Linked DNA regions of Homo sapiens: all the other regions are linked to region 3. Evidence: chromatin loops called from intact Hi-C (ENCODE). Cell type or tissue: IMR-90. All regions are shown on one strand. Region 1 holds the start of PRDM6-AS1 (PRDM6 antisense RNA 1). Region 2 overlaps CEP120 (centrosomal protein 120). Region 3 overlaps PRDM6 (PR/SET domain 6).

Region 1 (5,000 bases), 65 kb after region 3:
CTAGAAGCAGATCCAGAGGCGAGGCAGGTTTGCCTGGCCGCCGGAAGGGGAGCCAATTGATTTCAGTCTCGACCCTGCGGGGCGGCCCAGCTCCTGGGAATTCTCTCAGGAACTCTCCCTCTACGCGAGTTTAAAGCTCCCCGCGAATCGCAAAAGCTCTGGGCGTTCTCTGCCCTGCCTGGCTGCGGGCTTGACCCTGGGACCAAGAGGGAGAGACAAAAAGAAGAGAGCAAGAAGGTGGGAGGGAGAAAATGTGGGTCTTATTTGTCTTCCGATGACTGTATTAATAAATTAAATGGGAGCGCCAGTTTGTGAGGGTGAGAGAATATTGCGCAGAGATAAACCTCGCCGGCCCCTGCCCCTGCGAGGCTGCCATATACAATGCGGAGATGATGAATAGGAGCCGCGAGAGGAGATCGAAGCGGGTCTGGGCTGGCTCCACTCTCTCCTACAAAACTATAGGGCAATTAATTGTGGCTTGTCCCCTCATCCTTCATCTCCTGGTGGCACATATCGATGGAGATTACTGCTGATGGACCATTTTATCACCTTGAATAAACAGTCGCCACCTCTTCTAACCTCAATCTAATATATGGCTGTATGTTCGGTTTCAGGGCGCTAGATAACGAAAGATGTAAAATAGCTAAATCATGTGTGTTATGGGATGAGGCTGGGCTTGCACACACGCGAGAGAGAGAGAGAGAGAGAGAGAGAAACACAAAAGCCCACGCACTGAAGCCAAAGCTCCCTCCCACCCGGACCAGGTCTGCAATCTAAGGCGCTCGCTGGTCTTTGACAGAGGAGGCGCAGGGCAGAAGGGGCGCAGTGGATGTTCCTCGGTTGCACAAAAAGCCTGCTGGTGTGCCACTGGGCTCGAAGTTGCCCAAACAGGACCTGCGTTTTCCACCTGGGTGGGAAGGGATTAGGGAAGGTCAGAAAACACTCGCCCTCCTTTGTCTCTTTCCTTGACCCCTTAGCAAGCAACCGGACAAACCAGTGTTAGGCCCAGACTCCCTTTTCTCTCCCCAGCCCCTCTCCCTAAACCCTTGGAAAGCCTGGTGTTCCCAACAAGGAAGCCTCAAGCCCCGCTCCCACACCCATGCACACACCGGCGCTGTTTCCAGCCTGTTCCCTGCGCAGGAGGGTTCCAGTAAATCGGGAGGGGACAGAGACCCCTCCCCCAACTGGGGAATTTGCAAAGTGGTCCAACTCTCCCCCGAGACACCCAAAGTGGCTCAGTTCCCGCCTCCCTCCCAGGTCCTAGGGAAGCACATCTTTACAAAAAAGGCCTGAAAAACTAATGGGCTGTGCTGAGAGAACAGCCGGGATGCTACTCAGAAACGCCAGGCGCGCCCTGTGACTGTCTCTCTCTACTTTTCAAGAGCAGGCAACGCACCAGCTCCCAGAACCCGGGAAGAGGCCACTCCGATGGAGCCTGACTAAATCAATGGCTTCAGGCAGCCCAGCAGCAAATGAGGGCAGTAATATTAGACGGGGAAGGAAGGGCCCCATCCCCCATTTATATCGCAGGAGGCACCACTTGATTTTTAAGAGAAGGCGGCAGCAGCAGCAACAGCAAAGCATTCAGAGCTTCGGTGGAAACTGTACTTCAGTCACAGGGTAAACTGATACGGAGTTAGGAACATACTGGAAAAGCTCACCCGGGTAGCTTGCAGTTTCTGCTGTTTTAAAATCTTTTAGAACGAAAGAGAGCTACAAGCCCCATCACTGTGACATTTACCATAGATGCCAATAAAGTTTCAAGGTGAAACTAGTGTTCCTAAGTTCTTTTCTTACAGAGCAATGATATGTATTGCTGATCCTAGGCAAAAAGTTACTTTGCTAAAGGGAAGGGAGAAGTAAGGAGGCACCCCCGCATCCCGCCCTTTTTATTTCGCCTTGTGAGAAAAAGAGAAAACAACTCAATACCTATCCTTTTAAGTACGAAGTGACAAAATGAAGCAATGCTAAGTGGTCACTTCACAGAATTCTTTTAGAGGGAGATGGTAAAAAAACTAAAAGAAAAACTAGGGAAATCTATACATGATAAATTAATAGGAGCTTCCCTCTGCCTCCACCCTTCCTTTCACTCCACCTCCACTCACATACAACTCGAGAATGAGGAGAAGCTTCTGTTTTTCACAGCCTTTCAATAACCATTATGCCAACTTCCCCTGCCAAAGGAAACGAGTTTCCCACTATTTGCATTTCTGACTTGTTTTAAGCCCCTACTTAGATTAAACTCAATCACGTTTCATCTTTGTAAAAGTACATCCCATGGCTTCAAATGAGTGCCTAAGCTTGCTTGTCCAGAGAAGTTCCTGGAAGAATGGGAGATCTCGTCTCCCAGCATTACACAGCGCTATCTCAGCTTTCTATTTTCTTTCTCAATTGCCCTTTAATTAGTGAGCAACGTGGGGTGTAACTCTAATAGGACAATCTAATTTTCTTTCCCTTCTGTCTTTTCCCCTGCACTTCAAACACTGAAACAATCCAGTTGGCTCAAAAGGAGATACCAGAAGATTAACACAATATAAATTATTTAAATAAAATTGTAATTTATTTTCTCCAACCAGAGAAAAAAGTTACCCAGGCAATAAACTGGTTCAATACCCATATATTAATTAGGAATCTATCCTAATTCTTTCTCGAATTAGTCTGTTTTCTCTGGTGAAAACGTATTAATTTTCCAGACTGCATTGTAAACAGTACAGGAGCTCAGCACACAGCCAGGGATTTGGGGTGTACTGCTGGTGACTTCTCTAGCATATATTTAATTCAGAAGTGAAATTGCAAGATTGATGAAGCATTCTCAGCCTGCAATGGCTATATTTCACTTAGCAGTAAGACATACCTTTTCCAAGGCAGTTTAAAAATCTTTTTATTTCATAATTTAAAATACTTGCTTCAAAAACACACATTCAAGAAATTCAGTAGGAGATAAGTATTTTTTGAAATCTGTTGGGAGAGTATAATGTTGTAAAACTTTCTGAAACTCTGAAATACAAGTCTTCTCAACTGCACAGCAAAATTAGAGTTGAAACCACTATTTTAAGCCAGTGCTTTACTCTCAAACTTCATAAAGAAAAAAGTAAATACGATTGCTCTTTCTGTTGGTAATTATTATCTCCATCACAGCTATGTCCAACATAATGAAAATATTCATAGACCTCAACCACGAGGCAGTTGCCCAGTGTTTTTTTTTTCATCAAATCAACGACTTAGGGAATCCTTTAAAGAGCTATAACTGAACTTATTTTGCTTTTACAACGAATTAAGAAGTTCACAGAGCGGTAGACATTTTGCAAGAAGCAACTTATTCAAAATTGAATAAAAATAAATGTTTTAAATTAACTTTACTCATACAGAAGCCAGACGAAGGAATGAGATGAAGAAAATAGCTGAATGAATGCTGATCTTTCAAATCCTGTATTGCTTTCAATCTGACGCTCTTAACACACTTTAATGTTATCTCCAGAAGTCTCTGGGAGCACGTTTAACACTCCCAACACAGTATAGGTGTAAACACAGTATAACTTCTGAAATTATCAAAAAGAAGCAGGTATAAAGCAGTACATATTGCTTGATCTTCATTTAGAGTTTTGCTTCAAAACCGCCAAATGGAACTGTACTTGTGATAAGCGTTTCAAATTGTGAATATAGAAACCGAAGCTACAGGAATTCTGATGTTTAGTTAGGCATTTGCTATTAACTTGGAGGAAGAGGGGAGTAAGCGTCTTTTACTAAATTACAGTCACCCTAATTTCTAAAAATAAATACATAAACCAACATGGGTTATGAATGTTTGCGGGGTCAAAGGTGCGCGGATAAAGCGGGATCAGCGGAATCGGAGGAGAACAGAAATTTTCTTCTCAGTAAGTAGCAGTCATTTTTTTTTCTTTTCCTTCTTTTTAAATGAATAGTAGATCTAAGAATACTGCCTGCCTTCAAGGAGAAACGGACTCAGTTTCATCTAAAATTCCTACTCCAGTGAGGCCTGGCCAGCGAACAGCTCCCGCCGGTTCCCCCACAACCCCGCGGCCCGAAAATGACCCCTCCAGAGGTGGGGTGGAGAGTAGCAAAAACAAGCCCTGGTCTGCGTGCTCCCCAGAGACGCTGAGGGTCCCTCCCTCGTCCCGGCTAAGGCCAGGCAGGGCCTGACCCAGACACCCCCTGTCACACGCTGCCAGTACCCGCCTGGCCCCGGGCACTGTCCGGCGGGAGGGCAGAGGTCTGTTAGGCCGGGTCCACGGTAGACTCCGGCCCCAAACACTTGGGACTGTGAAGCAGGTGAGGAGAGGGAGGGAGAGGGAACCCCAAAGTGCCACCGGCCGTCCCATCCGTTCTCTTTCCTTCTCCAACGCCAGAAAACTTTTGTCACAGAGATCGGGGAGGCGCGGGCCAGCGGCCAGGACCAGGTGCTCCCCACCCACCCGGCCCCGTGTCACTCCTATCCGACCCGCCTCCCTGACAGGCACCCGCGCCCGCCGGCGCCGGCGCCGGCGCCCCGGGAGAGAGCGCGCGGGCTGCGGCTACGTACGGTTGTTGGGGTCGCTGGTGTGCTGGTTGAGCGGGATGATCTCCATGCGCTGCTGGCCATACAGGTAATAGTCCAGCTCCTCTGCGCTGCAGCGGAAGCGCGGGGCGCCGCGACCCTCCCCGCCGCCGCCGCCACCACCACCGCACTTGACGGGCCCGGGGCCGGAGGTGGCGCCGAGGCACAGTTCCTTGGGGGGCAGCGGCTCGGCGGCGACGGCAGCGGCGGCTAGAGGCGCGAACACCGGCAGCTGCGACACCGGCAGGGCCGAGAGACCAGCCAGCGCGGCGGCAGCGGCCGCAGCAGCGCAGGAGGAGGCGGAGGAGGCGGAGGTGGAAGAGGAAGCCGGCGTGGACGAGGCGGAGGAGAGAGAGGCGGGCCGCGGGCGCAGGCTGTCCGGCGGAGGCTCAGCGCGCTCCGGGGGCGGGGGCGGCGGCGGCGGCTGAAGAGGCTGCGGCGCGCT
Region 2 (5,000 bases), 190 kb before region 3:
TGGCTACCGAAGAGTCAGTGCAGTTAGGGACGTTCATGGAAGTAGTGTTCAGTATTCAGTACTGGTAAATCACCTCTGGGGTGTTCTTACCACTGTGCAACACACTTTAAGGGAAATCAGCTACCTAGAGAGCTTCCAATGGCATGTGACCAGGACAGTAAGGGGCAATATATCATGCCATCCAAGAAGTGGTTAAGAGAGTGAGGGAGTTTGAGACCAGCCTGGAAAACATAATGAAATGTCGTCTCTAAAAACAATATATATATACAAAATTTAGCCGGGTGTGGTGGCATGGCCTATAGTCCCAGCTACTCGAGAGGCTGAGGTGGGCAGATCCATTGAGCCCAGGAGGTCGAGGCTGCAGTGAGTTGTGATCACACCACTGCACTCCAGCCTGGGCGACAGAGTGAGACCTTGTCTCAAACAAACAAAATATACTAAGTATTATTATTACTGCTCCAGTTTCAAGACAGTTTGATCAACAGTATTCTATTGGAAATACCCAAATCGCAGGTCAGCATCTACTCTCCTTTTCTTATCCCCAAATGAGATTATAACAAACATAACTTGAAGATATCCATACAAAACCTTAACATGCATATGCCCTTTGAACTAGGCATATGTAAAGAATTTCACTTTCTACAAATAGAGATACAACTCAACTCCATAATAGTAGGGAATTTTTTTCTTGGTTCACTGCACTATCCCCAAAACGTGTTTGGCACAAATAAATGTTTGTTGAATGAATTTTTAAAAATATGTTCAATACAACAACAAAGGTTTAGGAGCAACCTAAAGACCAATAATAAAGGATGACTAAATGATGATACCCCAAATGATGGAATATTATAAAACAATTTAGAGGAACATTTAATGATATTAAAAAATCTCTATATAAATGAGAAAAGTAGTATACAGAATTGCATATGTAGTATCAAGTTTTTCAAAAAATACATATTTTAAGTACATATATGCATTTTTTAAACTTGAAAATACAGAAAAATATTACTCAAATTGGGATCACATTACAGATGATTTTTATTGTCTTTACACAGCTCCAAAATATCTAGTTTTCATGTATTTTGTCACAGCTCCAAAATATCTAGTTTTCATGTATTTGTAATTAGAAAAACAAGTATTGTTTTTAAAGTTGCCTTTTATAAATGTGCAGACTCTGACTAGCCAAGTGGAACACTGGTTTTTTTTGGTTTGTTTTCTTCCTGAAAATATTACTAAAACCTTGTCTTACCATTGAATCATTTTGTTTTTAAATAGTGACATTAAGAAAACCAACACAGTTGCTACAGTGGCATTTGTTCTTGACTTCTCAGGTTAAGGCAACAAGAGCAAAAACAATACCAGGATTCCACAGAGATTGCAAGTGGAAAAAAGGATGGCCCCCATGGCAGTGTATTGGAAGAAGGTTTGGATGATTATTTGACTCGCCTGATAGAAGAAAGGGATACTTTGATGAGAACGGGTGTGTATAATCACGAGGATCGAATAATAAGTGAACTCGACCGACAGATCAGAGAGATTTTGGCAAAAAGCAATGCCAGTAATTAATAACATTTGGAAAAGCTTTATAGAGACTCTAAGTCTAAATTTTAATTTCTTTGTAAAAACCTCAAAAGTGAGGAAAATGGATGTTTTAAAATGGTATTTTCAATTTTTTATAAGCAAAATTTTGTATGTTATTGTATAGTATTTATTTGATCTTATTTACTTTATGCTACCTCTCCCACACTGGTTTTATTTGTAATTTGCATTTATATACTCATTTTAAATGACTTTTCAGTGTTTTTCATAGTTTATAATCTGATGGCTAACTAACTTTCAAAACAGCTTTTAACTAAGTTTGTTGTAGGAGAAATGACTGCGGTAATTTCCAGTTCTATAATGTTTCATGTTGAGCCAAAAGAGTATATCTTGCACTTTAAAAACGCTGCGTCCTATTCCATTTGAATGTAAATTCTTAAAAGTTGAGACCAATTGTAACCAGTTTAACTCATTTTAGATGACCTTTTTTTCTTATAATATTTGCAAGTGACAAGTTTGAAAACAAAGCAAGATCAGTGCAGAGAAGCCACATGACATGTTGGGTGACAGATTGGTCATTTATTTAAATAAAGTTAATACAGATTAAATTTGTTTCAAGAGCTATTGAATTTTCAAATTTTCAGTGTATTTATAACTTTTAAGAACATGAAGTATTAGCTTAATATAGTTTTCTCTGTTGGTTTCTTCCTCAAGTTTGCATTGTTTTCTTTTGTTAAAATTAGAGATTTCTTTTTATTTTCCAGTTATAGTAATACTAGCTGTCAGCTTAAACCCTCTGTAATAGAACATGGAAACAGACACATAAAGACATTAGCTGAAAAAATAGAGTGAAAATCAACTATTTTTTACTCCCGCTAATTTCAATCAATCGTTTTCAAAAGCGCACGAGATTCACTCATTGGATTTATGCAGTGCCCTGTCTGTATAAAAACTCTTAAGAGTTCCTTTATATCATATTCTTCAGAGCCAACATTTGTCCTCAAAGCAACGTTTCCCACCTCCTTTTACTGAGTACTGAAAAAGTTTTAGCAAAGTCACAGATTAGGTTGAATTTCAAAATATATGTACTTTAAAAAGTTCTGATTTCCAAATATAATAAAGTTAAAATTAAGTATATACTTTAGGAAGTTACCAATAACTTCCATCAAAGCAGAGTAGGATATATGGTAACATTAATTTTCGGTCATTTCAAATGAGGTATATTTCTTATTAGGGAAATTAAAGTCCCTATATTTATTATATATTTTTTCCTTATTAACAGAGTATTAATCTAGTAAAAAATAACCCAGCAGTAAATAATAAAGAAATTACTGAATGAGAGGATAATGAATCTGAATCATAGCAGGAATTTGCAATATTAATTATGGTTAGCTATTTTTCTCTCATTGATTTTTGTGCCACTTGAATGGAACAGAAGCAAGCCTTATGTTTTGGAAGGTCTGCGGTAAAATGCTGTGACTGTTTACTTTCAATTGCATTGTGTGTTGCCTGTGACTGCTTTCAAACGCTAGAGGGGGCCTCTGATTTAAAGAAATAAAAAGGACTTTTCTAAAATGGATGTGTAGTTTATTTTGCCTTTTGTAAAGCTCTTTTGGCTATTGTAACTTAACAAATAAAATCATAATTGTGTGCATCTCTGAGTTCTTGAGCAGCCTGTTACTTCTGTTTCTAAACAGAGTGGGCATAGTGTTCGGGTTTTCCTATTTCAAATGACTGTCTTTTTTTCTCAAGTGTTTACATACTATTTTTTGTCTTACAACTAGGGGAGTCTGAAATATTAACACTGTTTTGTAGTCCTTTTAGCAATACCCATTCCATTTGTAAGTGGCATCGAATGTTTTTACACTGATTTTGCCTAGGAGTTAATGAGTATGACCACAGTAGATAAATCAGTGAGTGGGTGCAGGCATGGGTGGGTGAATAAGTTTCCTAGTAACAGGAAAATATCAAATATTTTAGGGTAAAATCAGATTTACCTTTAAAATTTCTGTGGTTTTTCATGGAGAAAGTCTAGTTTCCATGTTTAATGCGGGCATGTACTGCATAGGAGGGGTGTGTAATCTACCAGGTATATCTAATACCATGTCTGTATAAACATAGGAGTTCCCTTGCAGATAAATCCTAGTAATTTCTATCTGGACCCGAATTCCTGTTGCTTCAAGCAGATGTGGGGGTTTGAGTGTGATTTAAGGACGTATTAGGGCCTCTGCTGATGGGGAGACAGTCTTGTCTGACCAGATGATTTTCTCCTCTACTTCCTGTCCAGATGCTGCCCAGCCTGAATCTGAATTCACAGATTGTCCCAGTATATACTGCTTGTTTGCAGCCACTTCAGAATGGACCGACCTGTTTTTTACAGTCCATAGGAAGGGCCCTCTGGTAGCTATATATGGACTTAAAAGATGTGTTCTCACTAATACCATTGTGTCTAGCTTTATTGAATACCTAAATTTTTTATTAAAATAATTGATATAATTCACACAACGTAAAATCACCATTTTAAAGTATAAAATTCAGTGTTTGATACAGTCACAAGGCTGTACAACCACCACCACTATTTAAGACATTTTTATCACCCCAAAAAGAAACTCCTGTACCCATTAGCAGTCACTCCTCATTCTCTTCTATCCCAGCCCCTAACTACTAATCTTTTGGTCCCTTTGGATTTGCCTATTCTGGGCATTTCATATAAATGGAATCCCAAATTGGATATTTAAAATAGAAAATATTAGAAAACCTAAAGCATATCTTTTTCTATCACTAGTTTCTATATGTTTTGTCAGATATTGAATTAAATGATACAGAGATCCAGAAGGCCAACATAAGGGCATAATATTCATCATAATATTCATCATCCATTGGGAATAGAGTTCAACTCTTCTTGTATCTATCACCTGTAAAGCACTGACCAAAAATAATAGTGAAAAGTAGATAATGTTCTAGCAATTCTGATGCTGAAAATGGGTTATTGACACAAGGCTTGTGTCATATCATTGGTATCTCATCAAAATTGCACACTCTTCCATGCTTTACAGAGTTTGGAGATAAAGTGAAGCAGTGTTAACCAGAATGTGAGGGCTGCGAGGGCAGCGACCAGGTCTATCTTAGTTTCTTCCAGAATTAAAAGAGTACCGGCCATAAGTAGGCACTCAGATAATATTCGCTAAATTCATAAAGAAATGAAAAGATTGTGTATGGTCTACCTGTCAAAATAGATGTAAAAAATTTGACGGCTGAAATGCAGGGGAAAGTAGGCCTCCATGGCCTCACTGACAGGTTTATGAACTTGTTGTCTGACTGCCCATGCCCTATAGAAGTGGAGGAGTTCTGTTTGTTGGATTGTTTTTTGCTTAAAAAAAATAATAATAAAAGTTTGCTTTAAATTCATAGATGCAGAAAGTAGACTAGCGGTTTCCAGGGGCTGGAAGGAACTAGGGGAA
Region 3 (5,000 bases):
CCTAATTCTGTTCCAAATACGAAATCACTTTAAAATACTTTTCAAATAACTGATAGAGCAGAAATATAAAGTTTACATGAAAGTTGCTGCAAGTTCACATTTGCCTAGATGTTAATTCTTTTAAAGATAATGGTTGGCACGGTAATAAAGATAGGAGAAAATTACATGTTTCCAGACATGGTTTTAGACAAAAAATTTAGAAAGACACAAATTCCTCAGTCACATATCTACCATTTTAAATATTATTTCTCATGCAAATGACTATGTAGGAGGAAGCACACCCAATCAACTAAAGGGGTGTTACCCCTGATTAAATGTCATTGCTTTCTTATTACTTCATTTTTGCATACAGTGTGGCTCCCACAGGACTGTACATCCCTTCAGAGCAGAAGGTGAATCTTACACTGCTCTTGTAATCCCTAAGGTGGCAAGCATAGAACCAGACACATAGTAGGTACTCAGTGAATACCAGCTGACTTAACTTGCTTCAACTATTATTTAAAATTCTGGCAAAGGCTTTGAAGTTGTTGATAAGTGAAGGACTGGCCCATACAGGTTAAGATGCCCTAGAGAAAGCAGATGACATGCAGGGAAAAGAAAACGATGGAATAGACTTGTATATGTTTGTGTTACTTATTACAGTGAACCACGTTTCATGAGTTTCAAAAAAAGCTCTTAAAAAGTTAGCTTTGAAATAGGTATATTGAAATGTGAATTCAGAGCTAAAATAAATTCTTACAGTTTTCATCCTGGGCAATGCATTGTAAGGGGATCCCAAAGAAAGACGTATAGCTGTCATTGTACCACACCAGAAGCTCGGTGCCCCTAGGGATATCTATACAGGCTCGGTAGAATATATTCGACCTATTCAAAACAAAAGAAAACCCAGCTTAGTAATACATAGGACTCATGTGCCCCCATCCATATTTTTATTGCCCTGAAAAAGTTCTACGCAGCTCCATCTAAACAGTTTCTGTTTGTAATAAATTTACATCCAACTGATTGTCCCCAGCAACCAATTAGAGTCTGTAACTCAGTGTGATAAACAGCATTCAATTTATTTCCACAATGACCCTCCCTAGAATGAACTGGCTGAAGAGACAGATATTTAGCCCAGGAGACATCAGAAAGGAAGAATTAATTTTAAAAAAATTTCATCTCACACTAATGAGAAAATTCCCTCCTGGAAAATTGCAAAGACACTGGTGCCCCAACCTCATATATAAATACTATTGATTTCTTATTTGAAGGAAAAGCATTAAATGTATTATTGCAACTTGGCATTGGGAATTCCAAAATTTGTAATAAAATTAAGCAGCTTTGTGATATAAGGACTCAGGGAAATAAAAATCTTCTCCACTGCTCTTCTAAAGTTTGATACAGGAGAAGAGAAAAACCCTCTGATGTGAAATGGATGGAAATTCAATAAATACAAGAGGAGCACTTTACTCTGGCTGAAAGATTACACTCTGAAACGATACAGTGAAGGTACTGAAAAATGAACATTTTTTATAATAGCTTTGGTACTGTAAAAAAAAAACCTACAGATTAAAAAAATGAGGAGACTGAGACTGGTTTTCTCAATGAAGAACTGCTATTACAAATATGAACCTCAAGTTCAAGATAAAAGTGTGTAGGGTTGGTGGGCCTTAAATTTCTCCTTTCTGTAAGGAATTGGCTGTAGCAGGGCAATTTGTTCCTTGTATAACACTGCAGACATAAGGCGAATGCTTCTCCACATTTTTCATGGCAGTGAGATATGCACTTGTCAACATATTTTGTCACCACAAAGTGGCTCTTGGCAATAGGATCATAAAGATCAATAAAAAAGTGCAGATTCTCAATATTGTACTTGCAGCTGCAAAAATTTCATTTATCTTGTTATTTTCCTTACTTGCTGCCATTCTGTCTCATGAGGGCACTGCTAGCTAAGCAGAATGTTTTTCCCAACATTCTATGAATATCTGACAAAAACTCCAGCCAGTTGCCTAGCTCTTGCTACCCTTCCTCCCTCTGCATCTCCAAGAGCTCTGCATTTTATTAATTCTTTCCACTGCTACATAAAAAAATCAAAATTGGAGCTGAGCTATAAATCACTGGCATCTTCTAACTTGAGAAAAATTGAGTCTACTTTGTACTTCACCCTTGCAACATTTCATCTCTCGGTTTGGCTTCCCTTAATATAAACACTGCGCCCAGCAAATGAATGTGCTAAAACCAAATGACACACTTTGCTGCTGAAAGAGCAGAACTGTTTTCGAGCAATGGGTGGTCTTCTGAGGCACCGAATAGGCCGAAAGGCGGAAAAAAATGTGTAAGCGTACACCATTCCTTACAAGTGGGCAGAGCTTCCAAAACTCGCAGAAATCTCTGCATGTTGAAGCACATCAAAGGGATTTTTCCCTTTTCAGATAATATTTCCTTTGCTGACATGTATTTAGTATTGTGGTTGGATGACTCATAAAGATAGCTTCATGGCGTCCCAACGCAGTTGAAGTGGAACACATGCCAATAAACATTATTGTCAGCCTCAAAATAAAAACAAAACGTTCAGCTAAGGGTCAATCAATCAAGTGTGCTTTGAAGAAAATTCCATTTAGATATTACAAATCATAACAGAATGAATTTAAACCAGCTGACTTTTTGTGAAGAGGACATTCATGTACAATAAAAATTAGCCTGGCTCTTCAGGGTCCAACTTTTCTATTTTCTTACTCTTGGACGTGGTCACTGGTGATGAATGCCAGTTTTTAAAATTGGGCTTTTGTATTTCATTTTGTAAAGATCTGAAGTAATCGAAAACAGATCGGCAGAGAGAGCTCATAGTGTAAGCGCCGTCATGAAAGGGGGAGTTGTAAAAAACCCACTTAATATTGACAGATAGGCAATGACTTACCCGTGCCCACCTTCCTCTTAGGGGGTTCTTGTTTTCCCAAATTCAGAATTTGCCTCTATAGCTCCCTGGGTACCCATTACAGAACCAAACTATCTCTTACTAAGTGGACAAGTACAATCTTCACTAATTTTCTAGCTCAGAGTTTTATAAAAAACCTCACAACAGAAATGCAGCTGTAATAAAGGTGAATAAAGCCCACATACAGCAGTGTAATGAAATACTGTCTTGTGCTACTTCATTTAAACTGTTATTTAATGAAATAAAACTGCACTGAAAACCAAGGCGGTGAGTCACATACTGCCCACATTTTTTTTAATTGAAGACCTCAGAGAGCAAGCCAAATTTGTGCAGCCTTTAACCAACAAGGGGAAGAAAGTTAAAAAGAAAAAACTTAAGCTTCGTTTAAAAAAAAAAAAAAAGGAAAGGAAAATAAATAGCCATAGGCAGGACTCCAAGTTGCTGAGCACAGAGCCCTCTGCTTTGATGTGTCTGTGGTGCCTAATAAAGCTAAACAGTTGCTTCTGATTCTAAAGAGAACACGGCTGTTTATAACTGAGGTCATATATTTATATAGCACACGTTTTCGAGGGATTTTGAGAGAAGAAGGCTTAGTGGTGGGGCTTTTTTCCTATTTGATTTGTTTTTGCCCTCTCATCTCCACTCCAGCCTTCCTTAGCACTAAGTGGAAATGCTTCACCAGCAGGTGCACTGAGAAGAACTGGCTGAGTGTCCGGGGAATCCACCCTGCTTCTCAGCTCCCCAGAGGCCTCCCTATGTGGACCCCCTAAGGGAAATGGGGATGGCTCCACCCTGCCTTTGTTATCCTCTGTGTTTTGCCCATACCTTTCAGGAAACCAGGGGCTTCTCTATGCCCGGAAACTGCCTCATCAACTGAAACAAATCCTGAATCATCAAAGGGCCAAACCCACTGCCACCTTTAGACGGAGCAGGAGAGTTACCCTGGCTCTGTCACTGCCACTAAGTCTAACGGTTTTGGAAAGGTATCCTTGGGAAGGTAGCGAGTTCTTGGTTTCCCATGCTGTTGTGCAAATAAAGCTATTCCTCAAAGGAGACAGCATGAAGGAGACTGAAAGCAAGAGACCTGAGGCTGAATCTCTGACCTTCTACTTATCTGTGTGAAGACGACTGCTTGGGAAAAGCACCCCAAGTCAGTGGGTTTGCTGGGCTCATTCAGACCATTCTGGAAGTTCTAATGATGTGGGAGTAACTTCACCATGTGCACGGAGTGAAGGAGGCCATCTACGAGCACTTTTAATCCTAAATGTTCATGAATGCTCTTACTGTCATAGGAACTAAGGAGGTTTCAGAAACCTAGCAAAAAAAAAAAATGTCTGCCAGTCCTTGCAGAGTTCTGCAGGATTTTTTTTACCCACCAGTGGCAAGCCTGAATTTGTATATGCAAGCCAAATGGCTTCAGCTCTGTAGGTGGTAAATCAAGATATACTTTACCTGTACTGAACTACTGTTAGATTCTGTTCTCCGCAGTGCCTTGCACATCGGATATACCTCATCCAGCTCGACTTACTAGGTTCCCCACCATCAATAAAGTGCTGTAGTGTCCCATCCTGGTCATATATCTGGAGAAGAGGTCAGAAGGTCAAGTAGTTAGAACGAATCATCAGCAATCATTTTCCCTACTTCCCTTGGTGTCTTTATGTGTCAGCTGCAGAAATTTATTGCCCTTAGGTTTGCTAGTGCTTATTGATGCTTGTGGACAACTCAACCGGAATAACAGGAAAATATGTTTTGATGATGCAAGTCGATCATGTTTTTCTTATCAAGCCAATCTTCTCTGTATTAAACATATTTGTGGTATCTCACGGATGTGACCATATTTCCCAAAGAATATTTAACTTATTTTGACAGGCTAGTCTTAAATAATGAGCTGCTGGATAAACAAAGCAAGCTGAAAGGAGAGGCCGCACTGACATTGTTGGAACATCCACATTCGAGGCCCCCCAGTCTCAAACACACAACTGCCCAGAGGCATTCGGGAGGCAGTAACTGTCTGTTCAACAGGCTGGGCGACACCCAGCAGAAGGCAGTTGGAGAGTTATGGAGCCGTAAAGAACTGGCAAAACAG

The links. A loop is a pair of places that touch in the nucleus more often than their neighbours do. Peaks named below come from ENCODE experiments on the same cell type or tissue, not always from the same donor. Only the 100,000 strongest peaks of a DNase experiment are listed, where the experiment ranks them.
Region 1: a loop joins it to region 3, with 4 times the contacts of the local background. A loop is called at or near these places in 9 of 110 quality-filtered maps.
Region 2: it touches region 3 in a loop (8-fold over the local background); 3 of 110 quality-filtered maps call a loop at or near these places.

The regions. Positions count from the first base shown.
Region 1 is chr5:123,090,147-123,095,146 of GRCh38, reverse strand. PRDM6 (PR/SET domain 6) reads right to left here. Exons shown (of 8, transcript NM_001136239.4): 2 at 4,541-5,000. It overlaps PRDM6-AS1 (PRDM6 antisense RNA 1), which reads left to right and starts at 4,831. Exons shown (of 2, transcript NR_146771.1): 1 at 4,831-5,000. In IMR-90, no CTCF peak of the experiment used is centred here; no DNase peak of the experiment used is centred here; H3K4me3 peaks cover 545 bases; H3K27ac peaks cover 1,975 bases; H3K27me3 peaks cover 3,892 bases.
Region 2 is chr5:123,343,085-123,348,084 of GRCh38, reverse strand. It overlaps CEP120 (centrosomal protein 120), which reads left to right. Exons shown (of 20, transcript NM_001375405.1): 20 at 1,332-3,193. The coding sequence ends at 1,566. Among named protein-coding and RNA genes, the nearest start is that of CEP120, 78 kb to the left of the region's middle. In IMR-90, a CTCF peak has its summit at 3,060; no DNase peak of the experiment used is centred here.
Region 3 is chr5:123,155,378-123,160,377 of GRCh38, reverse strand. It overlaps PRDM6 (PR/SET domain 6), which reads right to left. Exons shown (of 8, transcript NM_001136239.4): 4 at 4,367-4,494; 5 at 740-864. Among named protein-coding and RNA genes, the nearest start is that of PRDM6-AS1, 68 kb to the right of the region's middle. RefSeq lists a silencer at 2,251-2,470. In IMR-90, a CTCF peak has its summit at 1,920; DNase peaks (open chromatin) are centred at 1,997, 2,457 and 3,287; H3K27ac peaks cover 157 bases; H3K27me3 peaks cover 838 bases.